Regions from separate parts of the Homo sapiens genome. Here region 1 is linked to region 2. Evidence: chromatin contacts called from ENCODE Hi-C or POLR2A ChIA-PET data. All regions are on one chromosome and are shown on one strand. The core of a region is the stretch at or near the end of the contact, and the rest is flanking DNA. Distances in the headings are between cores, read along the strand shown. Region 1 holds the start of PANK2 (pantothenate kinase 2). Region 2 holds the start of FASTKD5 (FAST kinase domains 5).

Region 1 (2,719 bases), core at 58-2,557, 730 kb before region 2:
CATCTTGCCATTTTCCCTCCCTCTCACAATCTGCATTTAAACAAGTCAATTTCCTGAAATAGGAATCTGGCAACACCCACCAAAAAGTCCAACCATATGTAAAATGGCATCACACTGTAAAGCTCATATTACAGTATCAGGACAATTGATACTTTCAACAGCAGCAATGGCTGCCAGGCAGCGGTCCTGAATTGAAGACTTGTAAAGGGGAGAAAATACACAACACAGAAAAAGAAACCTAATAAAATGGGGAAACGGATTCTCTGGGAGGAGCGTATGCAACTCCCAAGGCAAAATTCAGAAAGATGTTGTTTCCCCTCAAAACAAAGAGCCTTAATGCCCAGAATGCCACAGTTCTGAATCGTGAGTACCTGCAAATAGACAGAAGGAAAACGGAGGGGATATGTGGGTGAGAGATGACCTGGATTCTCACGAGAAGAAGGGCAGCCACCTTAGAGGTGCACGGAATACAGTTTCAGGCCTGGTGCAACTCAAGGGGCAGTTCACCATTTTCCAGTAAGCCCGAAATTGACGAATAAAAGGGACTTAAAGTATTAGAGAGCAGCTCTTTGGAAACCCACGGAAAACAAACATTGGGGATTCAAAGGATTTGGGAGGAAAGGAGGTGGAAATGAGTCAAAAGAAGCCTTCTCGAGGATAAAATCATGTGACCCTCAGGAAGAGAATGCCCAAGGAGCTAAGAAAAGGGAGGACAGGTCCTGGGGAAAAGCCCTCCACTCCAACAAGCGGGAAGTGCATACCAATGGGTGCGGGGGGGCCCCCGAAGGTACCGCTTTCGGAGCACCCGAGGCCTCCAGCCGGATGTCAGGCCACGCACCAACGAGGGACCACCGTGCGGGGACAGTGTCCGCGCGCGGGAAAAACGGCGGCGGGGCCGGAAGGGGACAGGGTGGGCCGGAAGGGGGGGCAGGGCGGGCCGGGAGGGCGCCCCACGGAACACTTACGCGGCCGCTTTTTCCTCAGGCTTTCGACGCGCTGGCGGGAGACCGAGGTGGGGCCGCTGTAAGAGCCCAGTCGATCCCGCCTCGTGCCCTCAGCCGAGGCCCCGACCGCGGGCACCGACGCGCTGCTCGCCCGGCGCCGCAGTGGCTCCTGCCGCCGCCCTTCGGGGTCCCCGGCCGCCTGCTCCCCAGCCGACGAGACGGAGGTGGCGGAAGCCCTGCCGTGGCGCTCCATGGGCGCGCCGAGCCGGCCCCCTCCCATCCGCAGCAGCAGTCGCTGCCGCCCGAGCAAGCCCCCCAGCGTCGGATTCCTTCTCGCCTCCTCCGCGGCAGTCCAGCCAGAGCAGAGGCGCGCCCTCGGCCGGCCGCCTCTTCCGTTGCGCCAACGCGCAGGAAGCCAATCCGACGAGGCTGGGGACGGCCCAAAGGCCTCGCGTCCAGTCGGCTCCCTAACTCGAGGAGGATTGACCGTGCCTCCGTCCAATGAGAGGCTATCGTGACGGGGCGGGGAGAGGGTGGTGGAGGAGGGGATCCGGGTTCCGCGGAGGAAGAGAAGGCGGTGTAGCCCAGAAGAGAGTGATGGCGGCGCCGCCCAATGGACGCGTGGGTGGAAGGGCCCGAGCCTCCTCATCCACCCCCTCCTTCCGCCCCCCACTTGTGCATGCCTCTGCCCCCCCGGGCCGCGGAACTCTCCTGGGGCGACCCCGAGTCCCACCCCGCTGCTCCGTGCCGTCCTCGCAGCTCGAGCCCTCCTCCAGCCCAGCAGTGCTCCCGCAGCGTCTGGCCGCTGGTCGTCGGCAGACGAAAGGGCTTGAACCGCGGCTGACCTTAGCCTTTGTCCCTCGGCCTAGTTCCGCAGCTGCCGTCGAGGCCGCCAGCCCCTCCCCCAGCATGTTTGGGCTAAGCCGCCTCCTTTCCGCCTGCGTTGGAGAGAGAGGTACCAGAAGGAATGAAAGGACTGGGGCTTGTCTCCATGGCAACTGAAAGAAAGAGGTGGGTTATAAATCCTTCGCCACCCTCCTGTGGCGAAGGAGGGGAAGTGGGAGCCGGGAAGTAGAGTTGGCCTTTTGCAGGAGAGTCTGGAGCCCCTTTCTGGGTGATGCATTGGGGGCCATAGAAGGATTTGGCTGCCGCTTTGGAGCATGGATTTTTTTTTTAATCATCTTCCTTTCTCTTTTGGAGAGAAAAATTGGTCACCTCCAGGACTGAGACCCTGACCCTTCCAAGCATCCCCACTACCAAAGGCTGCCCAAGCCCGGAAGGATCCCATCCCGTTCTGTACTCTGAGGTCACTTCCTCACTCCGTCAAATTTCACTGGACTGTGGGCTAATTAAAAGTGCCTCCGTATTAGCGGGGCGTGGTGGCCCATGCCTATAATCCCAGCTACTTGGGAAGCTGAGGCAGGAAAATTGCTTGAACCCGGGTGGCGGAGGCTGCAGTGACCCAACATTGTGCAACAAGAGCGAAACTCCGTCTCAAAAAAAATAAAAAATAAAAAAGAGTGCCTCCCTGGGGAGACTGTAATGCCCACTGGGCAGTGATCCTAATGCCCCTTGGGCAGTGATCCTTATTCCCCTCTCCCATAATGATTGGTTGTAGCAGGCTGAACAAAAAGGTTGAGCTTCGCTTGTGCTTGCTGAATAGAATTCTCACGCCCACTCCACGTTAGCTCCCCTCACTGTAGGACTAGCTCTGAAAATTCTAGCTCCTGTAGGAAGCCAACACAGACGGATCTACAAGAACCAAAAACAGCTAT
Region 2 (2,700 bases), core at 184-2,683:
GTCAATATATGTACCCAGTAGGACCCAGCCCTCCTTCTTAGGGTGGTGGAGAATCACCCTGGCTCATGCTCCATAGCTCTGGCCTCGCTAAGCCCCAGCTCCACATCCATTTCTCTCAGCAGGCTCATCTATCCATCATGTCACTAGCTCTTTTCCTGAGAGCACTTTACAGATACATCTCTATTATAAATGCATTAAAAAAAAAAAAAGATGGAGTCTCACTGTTGCCCCGGCTGGAGTGCAGTGGTGCAATCTCGGCTCACTGCAACCTCTACCTCCTGCGTTCAAGTGATTCTCCTGCCTTAGCCTCCCAAGTAGCTGGGGTTACAGGTGCACGCCACCATGCCCCGCTAATTTTTTTTTGTATTTTTAGTAGAGACGAGGTTTCACCATGTTGGCCAGGCCGGTCTCCAACACCGGGGATTACAGGTGTGAGCCACCACACCCGACCAATGCATTGTTAAAATTAGACAGGTGTGGTGGTGCATGCCTGTGGTCTTAGCTACTCAGGAGGCTGAGGCAGGAGGATCACTTGAACCCAGGAGGTTGAGGCTGCAGTGAGCCATGATTGCACCATTGCACCCCAGCCTGGGCAATGGGGCAAGACTTTGTCTCAAAAAAAAAAAAAATGTATTGTTTTTCTCACTGTACAGGCTTAGAGAATTTATGTGGGCCGGGTGCGATGGCTCATACCTGTAATCCCAGTACTTTCGGAGGCTGAGGCGGCAGTATTGCATGAGCCCAGGAGTTCGAGACTAGCCTGGGCAACATAGGAAGACACTGCCATCCCCGTCTCTATGAAAATAATAATAATAATATAACAAGAATGAATTTATGTGACTTCTCCAAGGCCATAAAACCCTGAGTGGTGGTCCTCAGATTTGAACATGTGTCTAAGCTACTTACTTTTTTTTTTTTTTTTTTTTTTTTAGATGGAGTCTCGCTCTGTGTCCCAGAGCTGGAGTACAGGGGTGCCCAGACTGGAGTACAGTGGCGAGATATCGGCTCACTGCAACCTCCGCCTCCCGGGTTCAAGCGACTCTCCTGCTTCCGCTTCCTGAATAGCTGGATTATAGGCGTGCGCCACCACGCCCGGCTAATTTTTGTATTTTTAGTAGAGACGGGGGTTTCACCACGTTAGCCAGGCTGGTCTCGAACTCCTGAACTCAGGTGATCCGCCCGCCTTGGCCTCCCAAAGTACTGGGATTACAGGCGTGAGCCACCGCGCCGGGACTAAGCTGCTTAATGACTTCCAGAGCGATCCATCCAGGAAGGTGTTTTCCCTCTGCAGGTCCTAGACTCCCCCTGCCTCCTCAACAACGTCCTCCAGTGGAAAATGTCCTTGGGAAACGCTGACAGAGTCTTTTGAGCCTCGGCCGCATCCGTCACTCGCGCAGCAGGCGGAAGTAGCGGGCAGTTGGCCGGAAGTGGGGCTGTGAGGCTCGGAGTCGCCGGAGGAGCCAGTATCTGTGTCGCCGCCGCCCGCGGCGTCCCCGGTTTGGTGTTGCGGCGCCCACCTTCGGGAGGATCAGGTGAGTGGCGGCGGCCGGGGAGGAGGTCGCGGCGGCCTCTTTCCGCGTTCACGACCGTCCTGGGCCTTGGCCTGTGCCTCCTGTCCTCCCGGCCGGCCCAGAGCTGGAGCGCATCGAGGCCTTGTTCAGCTCTTGGCCTGGGTTGCCAGTGCCTCTCGCAGGCCTGGCTGTGGTGAGAACTTCAGTGACTCTCGCCGCTCCTGAGTTTGTGATCTTTGGCAGGGGGCTTATCTGACCCTTGATTTTTTTTCCTCTGTGAAATGGAGATCGTAACAGTACTTGTCTCACGGTGCTGTTAAGAGAATGTAGTCAGATATTCTGCCGCGCCTCTCATCACACTTTGATGTGCCTGCGAATCGCTTAGAGATTCTGATTCTGTAGGACTGGGGTGGGTTCTGAGATAACTGTGTTCCTAACTAGATTCCAGACGAGGCTGAAGCCTCTGGCACGCAGACCACACACTGAGTAGCAAGGCCCTACAGTATGTTGCTTAGCATTTGGGATGCGGAGTCTTCGGTAAACATCAGTATGATAGGATATATACCTTCCCCCCATTTTTAGCAGTTTCTCGTTGCACAAGCCTAAGGGTAGTATTGATGGCCTTCTCCCTTTTTCTTTCCGTGGGTAAGAATAGTTGCTCTTTCTCTTTCTGTGCAAACCGTGACACAGCTCTTCTGTCTTGACTCAGGGAACTTTGGGTCCCCTCATATCAGCTGTGTTCATCAGTCTTGGGTGATGCTTCACTGATCAGACCCTTGGACAGTGCTTCATCCTGTGGAGCTGATAGCCAGCTGCGTTAGCACCAACTGTGGCTGGCGTTTTGTGCTCCAGTCATTTGTTGCTGCTGGAATCTGAATTCACGTTTTCTACACTTTGTGAATAGTAAGAATGGCTGCCTTTCCAGAACTAGATTCTGTAGCTCACTGACCTGAATGGTCCTGGGCAAGTCCTTGGATAGTTTGCTACTACCTGGTAGACTAAAATAAAATCTGGGCCGGACACAGTGGCTCACGCCTGTAATCCCAGCACTTTGGGAGGTCAAGGCGGGCGGATCACGAGGTCAGGAGATCGAGACCATCTTGGCTAATATGGTGAAACCCCGTCTCTACTAAAAATACAAAAAAATAGCTGGGCGTGGTGGCGGGCGCCTGTAGTCCCAGCTACTCTG

Evidence for each region. Hi-C counts contacts between places; a loop is a spot of excess contacts on that map. ChIA-PET counts read pairs that join two places held with the same protein, here RNA polymerase II (POLR2A). Pooled maps may share reads with other maps.
Region 1: a pooled map shows a loop between it and region 2 (7-fold over the local background). The contact joins the promoter of PANK2 here to the promoter of FASTKD5 in region 2. A Hi-C loop is called at or near these places in 5 of 50 pooled maps. POLR2A ChIA-PET finds 5 or more read pairs at or near these places in 2 of 52 experiments (OCI-LY7 and SK-N-SH).

Annotation. Positions count from the first base shown.
Region 1 is chr20:3,887,975-3,890,693 of GRCh38, reverse strand. It overlaps PANK2 (pantothenate kinase 2), which reads right to left and starts at 1,307. Exons shown (of 7, transcript NM_001386393.1): 1 at 966-1,307. The coding sequence starts at 1,263. PANK2-AS1 (PANK2 antisense RNA 1) reads left to right here and starts at 1,521. Exons shown (of 2, transcript XR_001754478.3): 1 at 1,521-1,955; 2 at 2,145-2,719. RefSeq lists silencers at 923-1,422, 1,613-1,672 and an enhancer at 1,681-2,232.
Region 2 is chr20:3,158,598-3,161,297 of GRCh38, reverse strand. It overlaps FASTKD5 (FAST kinase domains 5), which reads left to right and starts at 1,433. Exons shown (of 2, transcript NM_021826.5): 1 at 1,433-1,532. UBOX5 (U-box domain containing 5) reads left to right here and starts at 1,433. Exons shown (of 5, transcript NM_014948.4): 1 at 1,433-1,532.